3 separate regions of the Homo sapiens genome follow, and regions 2 and 3 are each linked to region 1. A link is a loop called in an ENCODE intact Hi-C map of the cell type or tissue named here. Cell type or tissue: OCI-LY7. All regions are shown on one strand.

Region 1 (8,000 bases):
GAGTGCAAATTCCAGTCCTGCCACTTAACGGTTTTGCATCTACTCTGTGAGGCTCAGTTTTCTTATCTGTAAAATGGAAAATTAATAAGAACCTTGCAGGGTTGTTGTGAGCATTGAACAAGATGATGCAATTAGAGTATGTCATGTAAAAGAGGCAATGAACTGTTCCAAAGCCTAGTGGCTCAGAAGAGCAAGGAGTTGCTGTCTCTCAGGACTGTGCGGATTGTTCCCTGAAGAGTGTGGCCTCAGCTCATCTGTGCAGCTTCTTTGAGCTGTGGGGTCAGCAGAGCTGGTGGTCACATGTCTGGCAGTTGGTGGCTGCCTCAGTTCTTCTCCATGTGACTCTCTTCCTCCAGAAAACCAGATAGGTATTCCTTCCTAGTGGTCTCAGGGCAGTTTCAAGAGGTCAAAAGCAAAATCTGCAAGAGCCCTCAAGGCGTAGCTTCTGGAATTTGCACAACTCTGTCTCCATCCATTTCATTATCCATTGATGTCAGTGCAAGTCACAGGCTGCTCCTGAGTCCAGACTCCAGGGATCAGGAAATGGACCCCACTTCTTGATGGGAGAGCCCCAAAGCCACATTGCATTCTTCTGCTCTTGTATGCTCACCTCTGACACTATCTACTGTCATACACCATCTTCAAGAGTAAAAATAGAAGAGATAGAGATTACTGACTGACACTTAGCATTCCTAAATTTTGAATCTGACCCTGGGTCAGCAACCTACCCCTGCAAGCTTCCCATGGGAAGCTAAGCCTCAAGAGAAAATCCCTGGGTGTCACTGTTGGCCTCAAAGCCACGTAGAATCACTTCAGTGACACCACTTGCCTGAACTGAAGGGAGCAGGAGTAAAACTACTTTACTTCTTTGTTTTCCTCAGCCTAGCCCTGTTATTATCCTTACTCCTTTGATGGTAGCAGGAAAAATGTTCAGCAAGGAGAAGCAAATACAAAACACAGGAACCAGAGCAAAAGCACAGAACAGTGTTCACCCTAATGCCTGTTTATTTTGTATCTCTCTGTCTAATGCTCACCAGAACTACATGGCCCAATCAATATCCCTGGACTAGACCAATACAAAAGCACTCCTCTTCCTTGAGGATAATGAGGGGAAGAAAAACTAAGGGAGGTAGGAGCTTCCCCCTGCTAGAAGTCACCTCCCAAGGCTGAGGCCAAGCATTTTTCCATTTACTCATTCAATAACAATTTATTAAGCAACTATTAATCTTTTACCCCAGGCACTGCTCTAGTACAGAGATCCTGTGTGTCAGTGAGGAGCCTGCACTTTTCTCGTACGATTCTCTCTCTGAGCTCAGCATGGCTGGCCATGCATTGTAGGCTGCTGTCCAAGAGGCTTGCCCAGGCCAGAGACCACCCCAGTGCTAACTGTGCCTTCTCCCCCAGGCTCCATCCCGCACACTGCCTCTTTCAGATCTCTTTCTCTCTCCCTTTGTAGCTCTGTTCCTTCTGGAAGGTGGGGAGGCTCTCTTCTCCCCTCTGTCTACCCAGTAAATTTCCATTTACCCATCAGTTCTCCATAAAAGATTACCTTCCGCAGTGAAGCCTGGCTGGCTCCTGGGCCGAGTAAAGCTCCTCTGTTCTATGGTCTTGTATGATAGGTTCCTCGCCTTCATAATATTCTCAGTTGTAACCATACAGTCATTTATGTGATACTTTGGTTAATCTCCATCTCCCTCCACGAGGCTCTATGCTTTCTGCAAACAAGCACCATGGTCATTTTCTCTCAGCGCCCTATTTCCAGTACCCAGCATAGTCCCTGCAGCAAGCTGTTTATGATCATCGTTTGCATAAGTGAATGGATGGATGAATGAGCAAATCTCCCTGTGTGGTCTGCAGAGGTATCCCCTGAGCCTGTTGCTGGGAATGTAGGGCCCTAAGACAAAACCTTACCTCAAATGAAGACGTCTTCCTAAAAGGCTCAGATCCATCTTTCTCTCATTTCTTTCAGGTCCTCAACCAAGAGCCCCAGGGACCTCATTTCAAGGGTCCCTCCTTCTGTTTCTCACAGGAAGACTAGGAAATACTCGTGCTAACAGATTCCATTGGCTGCCTTAACTGTCCCAAAATCCCAGAATCAGCCCCAATCCTTGCCTTGTTATAATTCAGGTACAGAGAAAACATAAAGACGTTCACAGTTGTAGAGTGATAAAAGCAAATGCTCTTCCATTGGGCCCACAAGTTTTGAGCACCCACTGTGTGCCAGCACCAGCACTCACAATGAAGCAATTCTATGCTGGGATTTTTTGACATCTTAAAATGCCACTTGGTAGTGGTTTGCTAAGAGGGACAAGAGGGAGGATCATGAGTTGAAAGCTGCTGTGGAAGACAGTATAGTTTTCTGGTAAAGACGCATCCAAACTCAGAAGAAGCACAGACAATCTACGACTTCCTGTTGGCTGCTCTTCCAGACAGTCTGACTAGCCTGCCGACATAGCCCTGGTTTTTGAGGGGAACTTAAGCCCTGCATTTAAGGGCCTAGATCATCGCTGCAAGTATCAAAGAACAAAGAGCATAGTCATTAATTTCTAGAATGATGGCTGTAATGAGGAGATGCCGACCTGAAGTCCCAGGAAGGAGGAATTAGCAGCCCACATTTTGTCTTTCCATTGACTGTTGTAGGGTTACAAGGAGAGATAAAGCAATGAGAGTGGCACTGGTTGGCTGTGCTTGCCTTTTAAATATATATATATATTTAACAAGCCTTCATTTTGTCCTAAGAGAAATCAAATGCTGCATTTAGGGGCCTGCAGCAGAGCACAGAATGGGTCGCTGGCCCACTCCTAGCCTGAGCTGCTCCTGACCTTGGAGTTGAAGCTTACCTCGCTGCGGGAGGTCTGATAAGGCGATCTCTGCTCTCCTCGGAGATGCATAAGTGCAGACAGCCAGAGAGTGCCGTGGGTTTCCACCAAGGCCAGGCTATTCGTCATGGGCTCTCCTTGTGGACTGTGCAGGTCTGGGTGGGGGTGGGATTTTAGGAGGGAAATAATGGTGAGGAAATCCTCTCCCTCTCACACTAAAAGTATTTTTTCTTCCCCTGTGAGTTGGGAAAAAAATGGGAATTTTACCAAAATAAATAAATAATAATGATTGCAGAATTACTGTGCTGGAGCTTTTAAGAGCCCAATCTGCAAATGGGGTAAACGGCCACCAGATGGCAGTACTGACCAGGTCCTTGAATCAACCAATGCGGAGCCCACAGACAGAATCCCGCATCACGCTCTCAGGGAGGAAACTGAGGCCAGATCCCATGAAATCATTCGCCAGATGTTAAAAAAAAAAAAATCAGCTGATTCTATTCAGCGTGGCTCTGCTTTCTACAGGGGTCAAGTCTATCACATTGCTATCTTAAAGGACTTCACAGTTGTAGTGATGGAAGCAAATTCTCTTCTTCCATCAGCCCACATGTTTTGAGCACCCACTGTGTGCTGGCACCCAGCCAGGCACAAGGATTTGCAGGGAATGAAATCAGCTCCTGCCCTCCTGGAGCTCGCGGAGCACTTGTTTGTCTGTCTGTCTGTCTTTCTTTCTTTCTTTCTTTCTTTCTTTCTTTCTCTCTCTCCCTTCCTTCCTTCTTTCTCATTCTTCCTTTCTTTCTTTCTTTTCTTTCTTTCTTTCTTTCTTTCTTTCTTTCTTTCTTTCTTTCTTTCTTTCTTTCTTTTTCTTTCTTTCTGTCTTTCACTTCAACTTTTATTTTAGATTCAGGGGGTACCCGTGCAGGTTTGTTGCGTGCATATATTGCTTGATGCTGAGGTTTGGGGTACAATTGATCCCATCAGCTGGGTAGTGAGCATTGTGCCCAATAGGTAGTTTTTCAGTCTTTCCCCCTCCCTCCCTCCCTCCCTCTCTAGTAGTCCCCCATGTCTGTTACTGCCATCTTTATGTTCATGTGTGCCCAATGTTTAGCTCCCTCTTACAAGTGAAAACATGCGGTATTTGGTTTTCTGCTCCTGTGTTAATTCACTTAGGATAATGGCCTCCTGCTGTATCCATGTTGCTGCAAAGGACATGATATCATTTTTACAGCTGTGTAGTATTCCACGGTGTATAGGTATCATGTTTTCCTTACCTAGTCCACTGTTGATGGGCTCCAGGTTTGTTTTGCTATTGTGAATAAGCACTTGTTTATTACGATGTACCTAGGCAGTGCCAGCACCAAAGTCTTACCCAGTTGACGGGAGTTCAAAAGGAGACAGCATCGGCTGTGGATGGGGGAGGGCAAGCCAGGAAGAGGGGCAGGTAAGTTCAAAGAGAAGGTGACATTTTAGTATGTTTTGAAGCCCTGTGTGACTCACACTTGCCTGCCAGGGAGGAAGATGAGGTTATTCCAGGCAGAGGAGCAGCCTGGCCAACAAGACCCTGCATAGCTGGCCACGGAAGTCGGCTGAGGTTGCAGTGTGTAGAGTGTGTGCAAAGTGGGGGGTGGGGGTGAAGCTAAAAAGGAACACGGGGCAGCTTGTGAAGGGTGCTGGACCCGTGATGAGTCGCTTCCCTAAACACGGAGCGACTCATCACATTGCACAGGCGTTGACTGGGCTCGGGGAGAATGGGGGATCGAGAGAAGGAAGCACCAGGCATCCCTCCTGGGACTGATGAGCTGGGCCAGATAAATCTGGGATGGAATTGACCTTAGGCTACCCACCCCCAGCCCCCACCAGGCCGATGGGGTCCTTGGGGAGTCCCACAGCACCCTCTATCGCCGCACCTCTCCCCTCACAGCAGTATCACCGGTGAGCTCCTCTGTCCCCTGGATTAGGAGAGGAACCCCCCGGAACGCAACGCTGCTGGAAATGGGCTCCTGCTTTTGTTTCTCTGTCCCATCAGGATCTGCCTAAGCTCCCTCGTGGAGTGGGTACCCTATAAGCCACTGTGTGGTGTGGACGCACGAGGGGCATGAAGCAGGGGCAGTGAGTGAGTGTCCCTGAGTTTTCTAAGACAAAGCAGCAGCGGCAGATGATGGGACCTCCATGGGGAAGGCCGCGATGCCGAGGAAGGAGGGAGAGGTGAGCTCTCTGGCACCAGGACCCAAGGCCTTCTAGTCCACGTTAGGCCGCAGCCCCCACTGCACGTTAGCCTGCCCCTGGGCAGAAACACCCTGGGGTGCACAGTGTATGGGGAGCTCATGCTCCTGGGAGGGTGGCAGGGGAAGAGGAAGGCGCTGGAGCAGGCAGAGATGGAAGCAAGGAGATGTAACGAGCAAAGTTTTCCATCAAGGAGCTTAAAAAGGAGGGGTTAGGAAAAGCGGGTATGAGGTTGTTCACCTCAAACTCATTCATTCTGGGCTGACCCTGTGGCCACTCCACGGCTGGCATCGCTGCAGCACTGGGGCTGAAACTGGGGAGGCTCCAACCAACTCCCCTCAGGGAACGTTGCTTCCAATGAGAGAAAGTTGACCAGAAATAGCAGCAAAGACAAAATCTGAATGTGGATATTTTCTTTCCCACTGGTGCTGGCAAGAGACTTACTCCAGCTGAGTGGCATGGGCCAGCGGGTGTGGCCAGGGAAGGCCTCTTTGAGGAAGTGACATTTGAGCAAGACGTGGGGGAAAGGAGTGGCCCTTCCAGGCCGAGGGAAGGGCAGGGAGGAGATGGAGAGGCGGCCTTGGGTGGGGTGTGGGAAACTCAGTTGGGAAGGACGTCGGTTCTGACTCCCAGAATTAGGGTAGGCCGGGAGGTTTGTGAGTGGGACCTGTCGCGCTGGGGGATGCTGTGAAGCTGACGCGCTCTGTGGAAGAGAGATGCAGGGCACGAAGGGGGAGCAGGGACCGGGGTGGAGGGCCACAGTCAGTCCAGGACAAGAGGCTGGCCACCAGAAGGTGGGTGAGGGAGGCCATGAGGGTTTAAAGTATTGTCCCTCAGAACTAACTGCTGGGTTAGGCATGCTGGGGTCAGGGAGGGAGGATAAAAAATGGGTTCTGGGGTGAAACACCACGGGAAGGCCCAATGTGTGAAATCCCAGCACTGCACAGGAGGCTGGAGGGACAACATCATCAAGACTTTTCTGGCAAAAGATGGACTTCAGCTGAGGGCACACACACACTTTGGTACAGAATAGTACCTCTCAACTAACCGAGACCCTGTCTCCAAAAAAAAAAAAAAAAAAAAGGTGCCTCCTCCTTCTTGGTTCATGCAGTCAGCCCCCACAGCCCAGGCTGTCCTAATTTGCCCTCCCTCCCACCACAGGCTGTCCTTTCCGTGGCACTGGGGCTCTTGGTCTGAGTCATCTGATACAAGAAGCCCTTTGCTTTTCCATGTTGTCGTCTGCCATTCTTCACCTTGTCCCTATTGTGCCCTTCCTTCCTTCCTTCCTTTCTTTTTCTTTCTTTCTTTTTCTTTCTTTCTTTCTTTTTCTTTCTTTCCTTCTTTCTTTCTCTTCCTTTCTTTTCTTTCATTCTCTTTCTTTCTTTCTCTCCTTCCTTCCTTCCTTTCTTTTCTTTCTTTCTTTCTTCCTGTCTTTCTTTCTTTCTTTCTCTCTCTCTCTCTCTCTCTCTCTCTCTTTTTCTTTCTTTCTTTCGTAGAGGCAGGGTTTCACCATGTTGGTCAGGCTGGTCTCAAACTCATGACCTCAGGTGATCCACCCGCTTCTGCCTCCCAAAGTGCTGGGATTACAGGTATGAGTCGCCGTACCCAGCAAGCTTTTCTTTCTTTGTGCACTTAGCACTAATTAAAGTCAGGCCATCGCCATCTTTATTAACTGAGAAGGGCACCCCTGTGTCCTGAGTCCTGTCCAACAACAGTGGATAGAACAAGTCCACAGCCGAAACAGGTAGACCATCTTTTTTGATCGAAATAGTTTTCTTTTCTCTCTTCAAGGAGAAAAACACAGCATGAAAGAAAGCATTTCTGTATTCTGTTCAGAGATTCCAGGCTTCAGCCACAGCTGTGCAGCCATCACTGAGATGCCCTCTGCAATAAGGAACTTTCATGACCTGACTTATTCCACATTTCTCTCAAGAAAGTGTCCTCTAAAAGTATTGGTATCTATTTTTCAGGAACAAAATATTTTCAAACATTTTAACAGAATCTTAGAAAGGCTTCAAGACAAAAACGTAAGGTGGCTTCAAATACGTAACGCCAGGTCTTTATTTTGGTCATGACACCTCGTTTGAAAAAAAGTAATTTATAGGTATATATTATCCCTAATTTGATCATTATAACATAATAAATAATAGAATAAGAGGCAGGTATTATACAGATGAGGAATCTTGTCTAAGAACACAGGGCATACACGTGGTAGATGTGGGTCTAGAGCTGGGGTTGTTTCCAGTCTGATATAGTCAACAGTCAGTGTGGAATCCCAGAACCTGCGTGGGAGACCCAGAGGGGAGTGTTCATAATCGTAAATGCCTGCCTGCTAGAAAGACCTTTGGGGTTTTTCCTCAGAGAACAAAATATTTATTACACAGGGTTGACTGCTATAATTTAGCATATTTTTCATTGAATTGGCAGGTCATGTAGGCAAGGTGGCCTTATGACTCACACAGAAGAAGTGCATACATCTTGTAAGTGTGTAAGACTTAGTTGTCACTTTCATGTGCTCTTTGCCCAGGGTCACTACCACACACCATGTGCTCCAGCATGGTGGCAGGGGTTCACAGCTCCACACATCCTGCCTGTGGACCCCTCGGTGCCTGGCAGTCACTTCCATTGACTCCTGGCTCCCTCTCCCTACTGAGTCTGTTGGTTAGACATTTTCCTTCTGTGCTTCTCTAAGCAGAGCTCACACCTTTCCACTTTGTCTTCTACACACACTGACTGTAGGCTGAGCCTTTTGAAAGACGGGAGGCAGGAGGGACTGAGGACACACACAGCCCAACCCCATCCTTTCTGATGGAGATAGAAGACCTGGAAAGTGATGTGAGTCGCTGCCAGGGCTCATTCATGCCATTCTCTTATTAATGACTCTCTGCAAAAATAATTACCAGAGTCACACTTTGTATTGAAGTACAAATAAAATGATTCCCTAGAGGATGGAAACGATTG
Region 2 (8,000 bases), 64 kb before region 1:
GATTTGTAGGCCTGTTGGCTAAAGCCTGTGAGTGCTGAGTCACAATGAGCATTTGCAAAAATGAAGTTGAATAGGAAATATAAAAGTGAATCACATGGAATTTTAAAATGTAACTATGTATTTTTCAATAACTACCATGGGCAATTATGAAGAATAGCATGAGACAGACAGACATCACATACGAAAAACACATGCCACTCCAGAAAAAATTATTCATTCCATCTTTTGCTCTCTGGAATTTCATCTGATTTTCTGGTTTTTAGAAGATCAATTTGATCATCGCCTCAGTGGAATGGTTAACCTTATATATTTAACTTTATATTTACCTAATCCAAATTAAATTTAAAGCAAAATGTAGGAGATATTAGTCCACAGCAAAATTAATGAGAGTTTTTGCTAAATTTTAATGATCGAAAATCAATATCAAGGATACCATTTTTAAAATCTTTAACAATTGCACCACTTCAATAAAAGCAGTATAAAGTGACCTTTAAATGGGATTTTTTTTTTTTTGGTAATTGGTAGAAAAAGGAATGAAATGGAAATACACAACGCTGTACTCAAGTCTGACTACTGGATCTAGAAATGCAAATAGTGACAGTACGGAGAAGAATATTGAGTCTTGTCAGAAAACTACCATTTTATTGAACCATATCTAAAAATGATGTGCAAGATTTTTGATAAAATTTATTTAAAGTATGGTTTTGCCAAATGTGTAAAATACCCCACTATAGACTCCAACGTGTAAATTGAATGGTAATCGTTTAAATAAAAGATTGAAATATTTAAAAATTTAACATTATTGACCAGGTGTGGGGGCTCACACCTGTAATCCCAGCATTTTGGGAGGCCGAGGCAGGCAGATCACGAGGTCAGGAGATTGAGACCATCCTGGCCAACGTGGTGAAACCCCGTCTCTACTAAAACTGCAAAAATTAGCTGGGTGTGGTGGCACGTGCCTGTAATCACTGCTACTCGAGAGGCTGAGGCAGGAGAATCACTTGAACCCGGGAGACGGAGGTTACAGTGAGCCAAGATTGCACCACTGTACTCCAGCCTAGGTGACTAGAGCGAGGCACCATCTCAAAAAAAAAAAAAAGAAAAAAAAAGATTCTTGTTCATATAGCAAGCTGAAGTTGATGATAATTCCATTTGAATACATTTTTTAAAATGTAATTTTTTTCTACTAATTCTTAACATGTGAATGTTAGTTCTAAAACTTTATTGGTATATTGGTATTTTTAATTTACATATCATGTGGTAAAATGGCAAATAGCTCAGGGAGATGATAATTTTTTTATTCCAGTTTACATAGATCCACTTAATTTGTTGATTATAAGTCAGCTGGCAAATGAAAAGCTATGTGGGTTAGTCAGCACTGCCACATCTCAGAATTCTTCAGCATACTATTCACAGTGGAAGCCTCCTGTACGTAAATGTTCCTTCCAAGAGCTCACACAAAGACCTATATGTGAACGTTTATAACAGCTTTATTCATGATCTCCAAAACCCAGAAACAACCAAGATGCCCTTCAGCAGGTAAATAGATAAAGATACTAGAGTATGCCCATACAATGGAATACTACTCAGCAATGAAAAAGAACAAACACAACACACAACAATATAAATGAATCTGAAATACATTTTGAAAGCAGCCAGACCCAAAAATTTATTATATGATTCCATTTATTTGACATTCTGGAGAAAGCAAACTACATCCTTAAATAGTCTCTGTTTAAAATCACAAACCTTTAAAGGACAATTCCTATGAGATATCTGTGAAGGCTTTTGTCTTAATTAGAGAAATACTGTAATAATTTGATGTTTATTAACTTAATATAAATAACCCAGTTGCCTCTCTTCTCTTTTTTGAAGTGTGAGTTCAAGTTCTAGAAGTAAATATATTCCTCTCTATACGTAAGTAATGTTTCTCAGTCTTGTAAAAAAATTTTAGATTTATATTTTGGTTGTAGTTGCTTTCAGCTCACGCATGTTGTATTCACTTTTTAAGACAACTTATATATTGTAACACATTTCTAATGTTTGTGTGGCACACAGTGCCTGTTTAATGTCAGAAGTCCCATCTAAGGTTTGATTTTGATGAAAGAAAGAAAGAAAAGAAAGAAACAAAGAAGGAAGGAAGGAAAGAAAGAGAGAAAGAGTGGTATTTTTCTGTTTTTCCAAATACATTACCTTTTGAAATAAAATACCTTGGATGCTACCACTATTGAGTGTTATGAATCACAAAAACTGTTATAATTGCAGAAGGGATGAGATGCTCATTAACAGCATGGAAATATCACCTCTTAATTTCTACATTTAATGCCGGCTTTCCATGGATGGCAAAAAAAAGTACATTATCTGCCAGTTGGGGTCTTCTCCTGGTTTTTAGATGGAAGAAGAACCTTGAAACAAAACAAAGTAGATCCAAGAATATGGAGGAGGGATCTGGACCTTTAGTCCTGGCCCACCCCTCTCATTACTCGGCCTCTTCAGTTCTGCAGTTGACTAGTGTTTCTACCAGTGGCCCCAGAAGTCCTTGAAACTCTCTGATTGGCATTAACTCAGCCTCTCAACTTTCTCTCAGGCCCAGGGGCACGTGGCTTGTTGCCCAAGCTCCTCTGCACCTGTGAGGGTTTCCATTCACCAGGAGCCTTATAATCTCTGGCACACACCAGCCTCTTCCTTGCCCAGCCTCCAGCCGGTCTCCAAAGGAGTTGTGCTGGGGCTGCAGGAACAGCCCGCTTCTTTGTTCAGAAACACAAAACAGCCCTTACTGTCACTCTGGCTCAAACTTAAGATCAAGGAGCATGCCACCGCTCATTCTGAAGAAGAGAAAATTATCTTTATATTTTTTAAGGAAAATTGTTCTATCATTATGCTTTACATTTTGCATTTTGAGCCTTTGATCTACTTTGGCAAATAAATTTCCTTTGGAAGTTAGAATACTGTTCAATGGTTTCTTCTATGTTTCTTATACAGAAATATATGCCTTCTTTCCTTTCCATTCTAACAGTGGTCATGTGCAGTCTACAAATGCTGATGATGTTGACAACCCCTTGGGAGACATCGCATCGCTAGCCAAGCAGCGGTACTCTAAGCCTCTTTATACAAACACAAGTCGGTGAGTTCCATTCATGATTATTTCACTTGTTTTATTACTAAGGATGAAACATGATGATGGACTTTACCATAAATGAAGGAATTTAAACGTGGCTTTTATTGAACATTGCTGAAGAAGAAAGATACCTGCTTCCTAAAAGAAATGTGGTTTGTCACAAAGGAGATTTTGGGGATTGACTCACTTGGGGCCCTTGAGCAAGTCACTTTATCTCTGTGACTTCAGTTTCTTCATCTGAAACTTGTGAGAAAAAAAATGCCACCAAGCAAGGTGATCGTGGGGGGATCAATAATGTTTGTAAAGTATCTGAGACGCGGCAGATCACTAACAGAGAGGAATCACTTTTTTTTTTTTTTTTTTTTGAGACGGAGTCTCGCTCAGTCGCCCAGGCTGGAGTGCGGTGGTGCAATCTCGGCTCACTGCAGACACCGCCTCCTGGATTCACGCCATTCTCCTGCCTCATCCTCCCAGTAGCTGGGACTACAGGCGCCTGCCATCACGCCCTGCTAATTTTTTCTATTTTTAGTAGAGAGGGGGTTTCACTGTGTTAGCCAGGATGGTCTCGATCTCCTGACCCTGTGATCCGCCCGCCTCGGCTTCCCAAAGTGCTGGGATTACAGGAGTGAACCACCGCGCCCAGCCGAGAGGAATCACTTTTACACATAGGAACTTGAAGGCTGTCGTGCTGTGCTTCGTCCTGAGGAAGGAGTCAGTGGGCTGGATTCTTCCATACATTCTGCAAGGAAATCATTGCTACTACACATAATAATTCTAAAAATCTAAAGGAAGGATATAGGAAGAAAGCTAATTTAAAATATTCAGGCACAACAATTTAGGATTGTTTCTTCTTTGATACGTATATCTAAATTTTGAAATGTTGTATGAAATATTCTTTCTAAAGAATCAAAACATATTATTTGGGGTCATTTCTTCAAAGAGAGTGAAGAGCAGTATGGCAACATTTTAAAGATTTGGTGTAAAAATGAACCACTTAACTTCAATAAATTTGGGCATATAGCATTCCTGCCTCATCTTGCTGTTAATTTCTGTTTTTAAGCAAATGATATTTTGAGCGAATCATATAAAAGAATTGAAGATATTAACTGTACTTACCTGATTTGGGCACTAGAGGGCCTCCAAGGTTGCAAAGTTTCTTCTTTTGATTCGCTTTCAATTTTTAACGGAATCTTAACCTGTTAACACAAAGAAATGTTTTTCATTTTTATTTATAAAATATTTATAGACACAGAAAGATATAGTGTCACATATAACATATCAAATAACGTAAGTAAACTCCTGTGTATCCCCCACCTAGTAACATACAGAATCTTACTCAAATCTTTTCAGCCATGTGTGTGGCCCCAATCTCATTGCCCATGCCTTCTGCTTCCCCAGCTCAGAAGCTATACTCATTAGACTTTATGCCTTTCTTTTGCTTACTTTTCTTTCTAGTTTTGATACATACATATGAATCTCTAAACAAATTATTATGTAGTTTCCACAATACTGCTTGAGCTACAAAGCAAAGTACAGGAGAATATAAACAATATGATGTCATTTGCATAGGAGCACATGCGCCTACTTTGTGCCAAGTAAGGTACAGAGAGCCATCCTATTGAAAGCAAATATGTCTCTTCTTGAATTTTTTTCATCTTAAAGTTTCTTGAAGAGAAATGGCTTTATGATAGTATCTTTAGGGTCCTTTTTAATGATTGGTGGCACTTAATCATGGCTGGGAAACACTGCTATACCCCTGCCTTTTCAGTGAAAGCCATTTTTTTTTTTTTTTTTTTTTTGAGACAAGAGTCTCACTCTGTCACCCAGGCTGAAGTGCAGTGGCGTGATCTCGGCTCACTGCAACCTCTGCCTCCCGGGTTCAAGTGATTCTCCTGCATCAGCCTCCTGAGTAGCAGGAATTACAGGTGCACACCACCATGCCTGGCTAATTTTTTGTATTTTTAGTAGAGATGGGGGTTTCGCCATGTTGGCCAGGCTGGTCTGAAACTCCTGACCTCAAGTGATCCGCCTGCCTCGGCCTCCCAAAGTGCTGGGATTAAGGTGTCAGCCACCACACCCGGCCCAAAAACCGTATTTCAGGCAAGGGTCAAGGCCATTTACTCTCTAGTTCAAGTGGCTTCAGCATTGGAATCACCAATTTTTCTACAGGGCAAAAGTTTTAAAAATTTCCTTCATTAGTTGATTTTGTTTTATGGTTACTAAGTCATCTGACATGCTCTGTGTTTTTTATATTGGTAGTGATTGTGCTAATAGCTTAAAAATAGTAGTTTTTATTTTTATTGTAGAACTGAATCTGATCATTAAAGAAAAAGTATAGAAATATTAATAACAATGACAATATAACCAAACTCTTATTCATAACCATTATTAACATTTTGGCATATTTCCATCTGTCATACACACTTCTAATCTTGCTTTTGTATATTTACATAGCTATGATCACACTACACAGAACATTTTTACCACTATAACATTACCACATAATTATGGGTACATGTTTTTATGAGCTTATCATAGCTTCTATTTGTGTAGATGTACTGTAACTGCCTCATTCACTTAGGTTACATATGTAAATTGTTTCCATATTCTTTATATGACTCTTTCTTGATTTGAAATTATTTACTTAAGTGACATTCCTTCAAAAGGATTCTGGGGTCAGAATATGTAAACATTCTTAAAAAGTTCTTAAACTTATGGCTATCATTTTCTTGAAGTGTTATGTGAATTTACAGAGGTTTGGTGAGCCAATGGTTATGCTCAGTATTTATGCTCACCTTTAATAGTAACATTGAAGCTCCACAAATAACTTTTTTCCAAAAGTGTTCATTATGAAAATAATTCAGATATTTTTGAAGTGTAGAAAGTAAAATATCTCTTTCATTTTCAATCCCAATATTAAAAGTTTGATTTCTTTTTAGACTCTTCCCCTCATGCATTTATGAATGTGTGCAACATATATGTACAAGTGTATTGTGTGTGCATGGATAGGTGGAGTGTATGTGTGTATGTAAGATTGAAATATGCACTAGATATTTTTGCATATTAAAATCTTTTTAATGGCTAGATGTATCCCACCAAATCTATAACAAGTTTATATTGCCCAAGCCCTGAATACTTTTCTTGTTGTAAACAATATAGCAAAAACAGCCTCTACATATATGTTTGTACACTTATCCATGCATTCTTTTGGAACAAATCACTAAAAATGAAATTGTTGCCTGAGTTTTCTTATTAAAATTATTTTTGAATTTGGTAGGCATGCCCAGTTACTAAATGGCATTTAGAGTTCAGGAACTCAAAATGTTAACGCAGTTTCTACTGCAGTTCCTAACTTATTATAACTTGAGACTAGTTTAGGAAATAGAAAGAATCCAAAATAGTCATTGGGTTCAACAAAAATTATTGAAGCTCAGTATAGCTAAACAATTATCTTTGTTTCTTCAACAAACATGAACTGTTGACCGGATCTGGGTAGTGTTCAGGAATTTTTTTAAAATGATGCAAATTCATCCGCACTTATAATCTGTGTCAAGCAGAAAGTTAAGGTAAGACTGAGATGAGAATCCTGCTTTTTCAGGCCTGGCACGGTGGCTCACACCTGTAGTCCTAGCACTTTGGGAAGCCGAGGCGGGTGGATCACCTGAGGTGAGGAGTTGGAGATCAGGCTGGCCAACATGGTGAAACCCCATCTCTACTAAAAAACACAAAAATTTGCCAGGCTTGGTGGTGAGCGCCTGTAATCCCAGCTACTAGGGAGGCTGAGGCAGGAGAATCGCTTGAGCCTGGGAGGTGAAGGTTGCAGTGAGCCAAGATCGCGCCACTGCACTCCAGCCTGGGTGACAGAGGCCCTGTCTCAAAAATGAAAAAAAAAAAGAATCCTGTTTTTCAAATCTGTTGTTTTTATCCTCTTCAGTATAAGATCCATATTCTTTGCAAGGGCTCGGTGAACAAGTTTGAAGATAAGCTCAGTCCCTTTTAGTAACCATTTTACAGTCCCATATAATTTCAGTGCTTTGCAGTCATGAGTCATCAGTACAAGGAACATAAAAATTGAATCATCTGTAATGGCAGATCTCTGTCCTTTCCCAAGGATATGGAAAGAGTGTTGGGGTACTTTTTCTTTTGTAACAGACTCTATTGTAGATTATATATACATATATATATATGTATATATATATATGTGCGTGTGTGTGTGTGTGTGTGTATATGTGTGTGTATATATATATATATATATATATATATATATATATATATATACATCTTACATATATGGGAGAGAGCCCTGAGATCTAACATATATGCATCTCACACTTGTATTTCCAAAGAATAAACAGGCTCAGCAAAGGTGAGGTGCAGGCCCAGCTAACAGAGCAGCACAGCCCATGCCTTCTGAACCCAAACCCAGCACTTGCAGTCACCATTTGCTTGTTTTTCCAAACTAGGCAGCTGCCTATGAGGTACCATCCTCCACTAAGTTATAATCTTTTATCTAAGGACGTTACAAGGTTTCATATTTACTGTGCTTTTTGACCTCAATGATTGCTCTGAGGAAGCATTTGCAAATAAAGAGGAATTGTCCAACATGGACCCCCAGGCAGCCCCTGGCACATGTCTCCCATGGAAAAGGGGGCTTCCCTGTCAGTCGCTGGACTGTGTTGCAGCTTAACAAAATTTTACCACAACCCAGGTTAAAGAATAACTCTATGAATAGTAGTTCCTTAGATCAGCCCAATACTTCTGCCTTTTCAGACTACTTTCACACACTCCCTCATTTGTTTTTCAAATAGTGTGATGAGGCCAGAAATGAAGGTGCAAGTTCTATCCCCATTTTGCAGATGAGGAGGCTGAGGCCAGAGGAAAT
Region 3 (8,000 bases), 430 kb after region 1:
TGAAGTGTGTGTCTCATCTCTCTCCAAGTCTCTTTGCCACTTTTCTTGTTCAAATCAGCCATGCCAATGGTTTTCTCATTTTTTTTTTCAGCCCTGCTGCATTTTTCTTTAAACTCTCTCCCCAACCCCTGTTGTTCCACAGCCATCCCCCCAAAGGTCTATAAATAGCCCGGGTATTAAAAGCTGAGATGTGCTTGGTCACACGTCCACATCCACTCCTTTTAGATTCCCACAGAGGCTGGGCTGGCGAGACCCTGAGGGGGCAAGGCAGACAGGAGACTGAGTCAGACACAAAGGCAGGCACCTTCCAGCTCCAGCGACAGGCCCCTCTGCCCCTGACACAGCACTCTCTGGTACTTCCAATCTCACCAGGGCCCTCCAACCACACACAAAGCTAAGACCCAGAGACAGAACACCAAGAAAGCCCTGTGTATACCAGCCATCTCAAACCACCCAGTCAACGCGTAGAGCTACTGATGAGAATGTTTGTAAGGAACACAAGAGGTACGAGGGCTCCTATTACAGGGTACTGCCAGCCACTGACCACGGAGTCTTTTAGAGCTGGCAGTTCTAGGAGGAGCATTCTGTACAGCACCAACTGCCCCTTTAGTAACCACCTGAGCACTGCTGGGGGCTCAGGTCTCCTGCGGAGCAGGCCTGGGTTTCCCTGGCCCATCCAGTGTTCAAGCATCTCACACGAGGTGGGCCTAGAAGGTTCTCTCGAGCAGGTCAAGGCCCTTGTCCCGCAGCAACTCACAGTTCAGAGCGGAGATTGTTACCACAGGCAGTTAATTTCCAAGGTATGACTTGTTTAGGGAATATAAGAATCTGGTAACACCAGGAAAGGTGAGAAGCTGAGACCCACAAGTTCTATCTGAGTTCTATCCCGGCTTAGCCTCCTACTGGCTTTGTGACCTCGGATAGGTAATTAGCAATCTAAGACTTGCTTTCCTCATCCAAGCTGTGGGGAACTGCTCTGAGAATCAGTAATGTAAGCAAAACACTGCTTAATCAATGTATGGAAGTTCTACATTAGTTATGACCTATCTTGGCCTGGGGTGGTGGTTCCAAAGAGGAACTTAGAAACAGACTTGGCCATAACCATGCTTCATCAGTAACTAGCTGTGGGAACATGGCTGAGCTATCCAGCCTCTCTGTGCCTCAGTTTCCTCATCTGTAAAATGGAAATCTGTAAGCAGCACCAGCCTCATAGTGTTGCTATGACATGGATTAATGAGATACCCTCTTGAAAAGATCCTGGCCCCTGACACGTGCCCTCCCTGGGACGTGCTTGGATCCACCGTGGATCTGGGAACAAGGCAGGCTCCAGCTGAAGGCCTGTGGACAACCACCGAAGGGTGCAGGGGCAGGACCCTGAAAGCTGCTTCCAACTCAGGATTTCAGTTCTGAGAAAGCAAACCTCATGACCAGTTAAGATGCAGCAGGAACAATTCAGTCAGAAAAGCCACCCCTCAAATCCTCAATTTCTTTCTCTCTACTGCAAAAAAGCCCCTAAATAGCAAATTGTTTTTAAAAATAAAACGGCAATATTAAAGAGGGCATAATTATGTCAACAGCATGAAACTCTGTCTTTTTAGAGTTAGTTGGGGGAGGAATGGTTTGCAAAGCTACCCAGGCCTCTGGCTGGCTTGGCACTGAATCCCGTTATAAAAGCCCTGAAGTGCTAATAGAAGGTTCCACTGTTCCCAGACTTTCTGTTGTCACTTTTTACATATTCACTGCATAGACAAAAAAGCAAGAGCTTAATTTTTTTTGCAAACTTAAAGGAAGAAGTTTAAGAACAATTGGAGTTGAAGGTAGATCATTATATCTCCACGGCCCCAAACTCCACTCTGGGGCACCTGGTTTTTTGTCTCAGTGGCCCCCACGGGGTTGTTGTGTGTGTGGGAGTCATTCAGGCCCCTCCTTGCTGTCAATCTTAGCACAGACCCTCACTCTTGCTTCCTGCCACAGTCTTAGACCTTGCTCTTGGATAACTTACAGGCTCAGGGAATCTCATGACTGCATCCAAAAGACCTCCTGACTGGCTGTGAGTCTTTGCTCAAGGCTCAGCAGTAATCGCCTTGTAAAAATAGCAAATGGGGCACTCTCTTTGTCCTCTTCGAGCCCTCTGCAGCATAAGATGTCCCTGGACAGACGGCCCAGCCTCCAGGGTGCACACACTGACCCACAGTACCCGAGATCCACACCTACCCTGAGACCTTCACACAGAAACCGAGACATCTGAGGGCTTCTGGGCCAGCAGCTCTTGCGACCAGTTTCATCCCAGTGCTTAATTATGATCTAGCATACTTTTTAGTTCAAAAGCTCTTTTAGGATGTAATGTAAAATGGAGTTTTTAGTAACTCTGGTAAATACTCGTGGTAAATGTTTTGGAGAAGCCAGGTTGTAATCACAGGGCCAAGTGGAGGCATTCACAGGGTAAGAGAAATTATCAAAGCAGGCAAAAGGTCCCGAAGACGTGATATGAGGTTGTGCATGTGGATGAAATCCTGTTCTGGGTGACCTACCCTACCCTACCTGGCCTCCGAGGGGCCTTGAGGAGAAAGCAGGAAGACTGCTGTGCCAGGAAGGCAAAGGAAGCCTTAACTCCACGCACATGTCTCTGCCCCTTTGACAGGAGGTGGAGCTATTTCTGGAAGGCAGAAAGCTTGCCCGATGTCACAGAGGTGGAAAGTACTGGAGCCAGGATCTAACCAGGGCTCCCCGCCCTGGCTCTGCTTGCCTTTCTTCTCCACTGCAACCCACTACCCAGCGTGTACCAGGTGGGCTCCAAGGCTTCACACAAAAAGGCTTTTGATTCCATGTGGCCCTGAAGGCCTCAAATTGGGCAGACCCTGAAGCCTGGAGGTTTGGGGTAAATTACATTTACTTCAGACTAGGGCATAACCAACCAGGGTAGGCTAAATTAATCTCACCAAAAAGGAATGTAATTCTGCCATTATTTTTAGTTCTGTTTTAAATTAATGATATTATTTCTTGATATAAGGGATAACTGAAGCACTACACATGATTATATGGCTCTACTCACCATAAAGAGAACACGCATAATAATCCTGTTCAATTATAGTGACTCAAACCTACTTAAAAAAAATGTGCTTAATAGCCTGCATTGTCCCACCTGAAGTGTTTTGTTGTTAGCCTGGGAGCAGTTCAGTGTCCCCCACCACAGCTGAGGCTTGACCCTGAGGCCTGGTCTCAGCTCCCCAGGACGCAGCACACTGCCCAGGGCTATGGAGATGAGACTTGTGGCCTGATTTCAAATACTGGAGGAGCCCCCACTGTCTGAACACAGCAAAGAGTGTGGCGCAGGTTCAAGGGGTGGCATGGGAGCCGGGTGCCCCACCCTTAGTGAGACCAGACCCAGAAGGGTGTGGCCTGATAGCCTTGGTTTCCGTTGCAGGGAGTCCTGAGGTCCTGAGTACCAGGAGCTCAGGGCAGTGCGGATGACTTGGGAGAAGCCTAGCTGGTTGGGCCAGTTGCTAGGGCTGGATGCTGGAGGGAGAACCACAGGGTTGGGGGAGTGTGAGCTGGCAGTCTCCAGGGCTACCTGCTGGGCTAAGCATCCCAGTTGCTCCTCCTACTGAAGAGACTCTGTTGCGCAGGAAAGGCAACTGTGCTGCACACTAGAGGGTTGTCCCAGTGGCCTGAGAGGTGTCCCTAGACCCCCGCCAAGGTTGGTGCTTGTACCTGCCCTGGAGAGCCTGGTCACGGGCTTGCCAGACCCAGCCATACCCAGCTCTGCCGCCCCCAGCCAGGGTGGTGGCAGAGTGCAGGACGGGATCCCTGGGAATCCCGCCCATGGCCAGGGAAACCCTGGTATTTCCCCACATCAACAAAGGCCAAAAATTCCACTGCTATTATTGCAACTGCCTCTCAACTGCAAGCGCCACCTACTGGCCTGTAGGGTGAACTGCATAACTCAAAGTAATTCCTGCTGACAGTATACAGCGGTGGGGGATGAGATAAGCCTCCTGAAACCTCCACCTCCCCATTTCTCTGTAGGAGACAGTGAGTCTGACCACTGGTCCAGCACACTGTTACTACAACCTACAAACAACTAGCATTTGAGAAAACCACTACACTAAAGCTATCTATAACCAAGTAATTCATAAAAGCCTTGGCCCCCTAAAACTACAGAGAAGCCAAGACAAAGGAACTTAACCAACATACAGAACAGTCACATCCTCAAGGTGGGGGAGGGAAGAAAAAATACCAAGCAAATGAAAGTAAATTCAAAAATAAGTAGTGACCGCTTCTACAGATGAGAAGAAACCAACACAAGAACTCCAGCTCCATGAAGAAACAATGTTGTGACATCCACATTAGCCCTCTAGCAATGGCTCCTAACCACAATGAAAACTTTGAAATGACAGATAAAGAATTCAAGATATGAAGTGTAAGGAAGCTCAATGAGAGCCAAGAGAAAGTTGAAAACCAACACAAAAAAACCAGAAGAGTAATTCTGGAGATGAAAGATGAGATAGATATATTAAAAACAAACAAAACAACAACAACAACTTTTGGAAATGAAAAGTTCACTAAAGGAATTTCAAAAAACAGTTGAAAGCTTCAACAATAGAGTAGACCAAGCAGAAGAATTTCAGAGCTTGAAGACTAGTCTTTTGAATTAGCCCAGATAAGAAGAAACAACAATTTTTTAAAAAAGAATAAAGCCTTTGAGAAATGTAAGATTATTTAAACCTAGGACTTATAGGTATTCCTGAGGGAGAAGAAAAAAAATAAGTTTGGAAACATATTTAAGGGAAATAATTCAGGAAAATTTCCCCAAACTTGCTAGAGATGTAGATATGCAGATACAAGAAATTCAGAGAACCCATTAGAGATACTACAGAAGATGCACATTCACCAAAGAATGGTCATCAGATTAATTCAAGGTCAACATGAAAGAACAAATTTCAAAAGCAGTTAGATAGAAGTGTCAAATCACCTATAATGGAAATCCCATTAGACTAACAGTGGACTTCTCAGCAGAAACCTTACAAGTCAGAAGAGACTGGGGGTCTATTTTTAGCCTCCTTTAAGAAAAAAGAAACGTAAGTCAAGAATTTTATATTCTGCCAAACTAAGCTTCAAAAATGAAGGAGAAATAAAGCCTTTCCCAGATAAGCCAATGCTGAGGGAATTTGCCACTACTAGACAAATCCTACAAAAAAATTCTCAAAGGAGTTATAAAAATGGAAACAAAAGGATGATACTCACCATCATAACAGCATACATAAGTAGACAAAGCTCACTGTATAAAGCAATTACACAACTGAGACTACAAATAAACCAGCTAACAACACTATGACAGGAATAACACTTCAAATACCAATATTAATGTTGAACATAAATGGCCTAAATGTTCCATTTAAAAGACATGGACTGGCAAACTGGATAAAAAAACAAGACCCAGCCATCTGCTGCCTACAAGAGACCCACCTAACGGCTAAAGACACCTACAGACTCAAAGTAAATGGGTGGAAAAATATATATCATGCAATGGAAAACAAATGTGAGCAGGAGTAGCCATTCTTATATCAGATAAAACAGACTTTAAGCTAACAACAGTTTTAGAAAAAGAGACAATGAAGGGCATTATATCATAAGAATGCATTCAATACAAGAGGACATAAATTTTGGAAATACGTGTGCAAGCACCAAAGCACCCACATTCATAAAACAAATACAACTACACCTAAAAGAAGAGAATGACAGCAATACCATAATAGTGGGGGGCTACAACACCCCACTGACAACAGTAGACAGGTAACTGAGGCAGAAAGTCAACAAAGAAACTCTGAACTTAAGCTAGACCTGATCAAATGGAAATAATAAACATTTATAGAACATGCTACCCAGCACCTGCAGAATATACATTTTTCTCATCTGCACATCAAACAAAATTGACCAGATGCTTTGCCATAAAGCACATTTCAATAAATTTTTTAAAAAATCAAAACCATATCAAGTATCTTCTTGGACCACAGTGTAATAAAATTAAAAATCAATACCATAAGGAACTCTCAAAACTGTACAAATACGTGGAAACTAAAAAACGTGCTCCTGAATGACTTTTGGGTAAACAATGAACTTAAGGCAGAAAAAGAAATTTTTTTAATGAAAATAGAGACACAACATATCAACACCTCTGGAATACAGCAAAAGCAGTGCTAAGAAATAAGTTTTATAGTGTTAAATGTCTATATCAAAAAGACAGAAAGTTCTCAAATTAACAACCCAATGTCACACCTCAAGGAACTAAAAAAACAAGAACAAAACCCAAAGCTAGCAGAAGAAATGAAATAAAGATCAGAGCAGAACTAAGTGTTATTGAGACCCCAAAAAACAAAACAAAACAAAAAAACCCACAAAGGATCAATGAAATCAAAAGTTGGTTCTTTGAAAGGATAAATAAAATTGATAGCTAGCAAGTTTACCTAAGAACAAAAGAAGATTCACATGAGCACAATCAGAAATGAAAAAGGTGACATTACAACTGATACCACAGAAATACAAAAGATCATCACAGATTATTATGAACATCTCTATCCACACAAACTAAAAAACCTAGAGGAAATGGATAAATTCCTGGAAACACCCAACTTCCTGAGATTGAATCAGGAAGAAACAGAAATCCTAAATAGACAAGTAGGGGTAATAAAATGGAATCAGTAATTATAAAAATCTTCCAATAAAAAAAAAAAAAAGCCCAGGACCAGATGGATCCACAGCTTTTTTTTTTTTTTCCTTTCCTTTTTTTTTTTTTTTTTTTTTTTTTTTTGAGACAGAGTCTCATTCTGTCTCCCAGGCTGGAGTGCAGTGCAGTGGTGCAATCTCAGCTCACTGCAACCTCTGCCTCCTGGGTTCAAGTGATTCTTCTGCCTCAGCCTCCCAAGTGGCTGGGACTACAGGCACGTGCCACCACACCTGGCTAATTTTTGTATTTTCTAGTAGAGACAGGGTTTTGCCATGTTGGCCAGGCTGGTCTCGAACTCATGAGCTCAGGTGATCCACCCACCTCAGCCTCCCAAAGTGCTGGGATTACAGGTGTGAGCCACCATACCTGGCCCTACAGCCAAATTTTAACAGCCATACAAACAAGAGGTGGTCCCAATCTTACTGAAACTATTCCAAAAATTTGAGAAGAAATTCTTTCCTAACTAATTCTACAAAACCAGTATCACCCTGATACCGAAATCAGGCAAGGACACAACAAAGTAAGGATACTGCAGGCCAATATCCCTTATAAAAACATAGATGCAAAAATCCTCAACAAAATACTAGCAAAGCAAATCCAACAGTACATTAAAAAGGTAATACATCATGATCAAGTGGGTTTAATTCCAGGGATGCAAGGATAGTTTGACATCTGCAGATCAATAAATGTGATTCATCACATCAACAGAACTAAAACAAAAACCATATGATTATCTAAATGGATGCAGAAAAAGCATTCAGTAAAATACAACACCCCTTCATGAAAAAAACCCTCAACAAACTAGGCACTAAAAGAACATACCTCAAAATAATTAGAGCCATATAGGACAAAACCACAGCCACTATCATACTGAATAGGGAAGAGTTGAAAGCATTTCCCCCTAAGAACTGGAATAAGATAAGAATGTCCACTCTCACCACTACTATTAAACGTAGCACTGGAAGCCCTAACCAGAGCAATCATGCAAGAGAAAGAAATAAAAGGTATCCACATTGAAGAAGAGAAAGTCAAATTTTCTGTGTTCATTTGATGGCATGAGTTGTGTTTTTTTTGTTTTGTTTTTGTTTTTTGGTAGGGTCTGGCTCTGTCACTTTGCTGGAATGCAGTGGCGTGATCTCAGCTCACTGCAACCTCCATCTCCTGGCCTCAAGTGATCCTCCCACCTTACCTTCCCCAAGTAGCTGGGACTACAGGCATGTGCCATCACACCCAGCTAATTTTTTTTGTACTTTAGAGATGAGGTCTCACTATACTG

The links. Hi-C counts contacts between places; a loop is a spot of excess contacts. Peaks named below come from ENCODE experiments on the same cell type or tissue, not always from the same donor. Only the 100,000 strongest peaks of a DNase experiment are listed, where the experiment ranks them.
Region 2: it touches region 1 in a loop (5-fold over the local background); 12 of 110 quality-filtered maps call a loop at or near these places.
Region 3: a loop joins it to region 1, with 9 times the contacts of the local background. A loop is called at or near these places in 4 of 110 quality-filtered maps.

The regions. Positions count from the first base shown.
Region 1 is chr7:50,202,352-50,210,351 of GRCh38, forward strand. No RefSeq gene overlaps it. Among named protein-coding and RNA genes, the nearest start is that of IKZF1, 98 kb to the right of the region's middle. RefSeq lists enhancers at 3,252-3,431, 4,212-5,141 and a silencer at 4,448-4,497. In OCI-LY7, a CTCF peak has its summit at 3,161 (motif pointing right); DNase peaks (open chromatin) are centred at 2,430 and 3,190; H3K27ac peaks cover 476 bases.
Region 2 is chr7:50,138,265-50,146,264 of GRCh38, forward strand. SPMIP7 (sperm microtubule inner protein 7) reads left to right here. Exons shown (of 9, transcript NM_001161834.3): 6 at 1,876-1,917; 7 at 3,017-3,124. Among named protein-coding and RNA genes, the nearest start is that of SPMIP7, 46 kb to the left of the region's middle. RefSeq lists a silencer at 7,523-7,572. In OCI-LY7, CTCF peaks have their summits at 4,248 (motif pointing right) and 4,454; DNase peaks (open chromatin) are centred at 3,057, 4,257 and 7,897; H3K4me3 peaks cover 563 bases; H3K27ac peaks cover 4,391 bases.
Region 3 is chr7:50,629,183-50,637,182 of GRCh38, forward strand. The region is part of intron 7 of GRB10 (growth factor receptor bound protein 10); the gene reads right to left. Among named protein-coding and RNA genes, the nearest start is that of DDC, 68 kb to the left of the region's middle. In OCI-LY7, CTCF peaks have their summits at 3,934 (motif pointing left) and 4,166; a DNase peak (open chromatin) is centred at 3,939.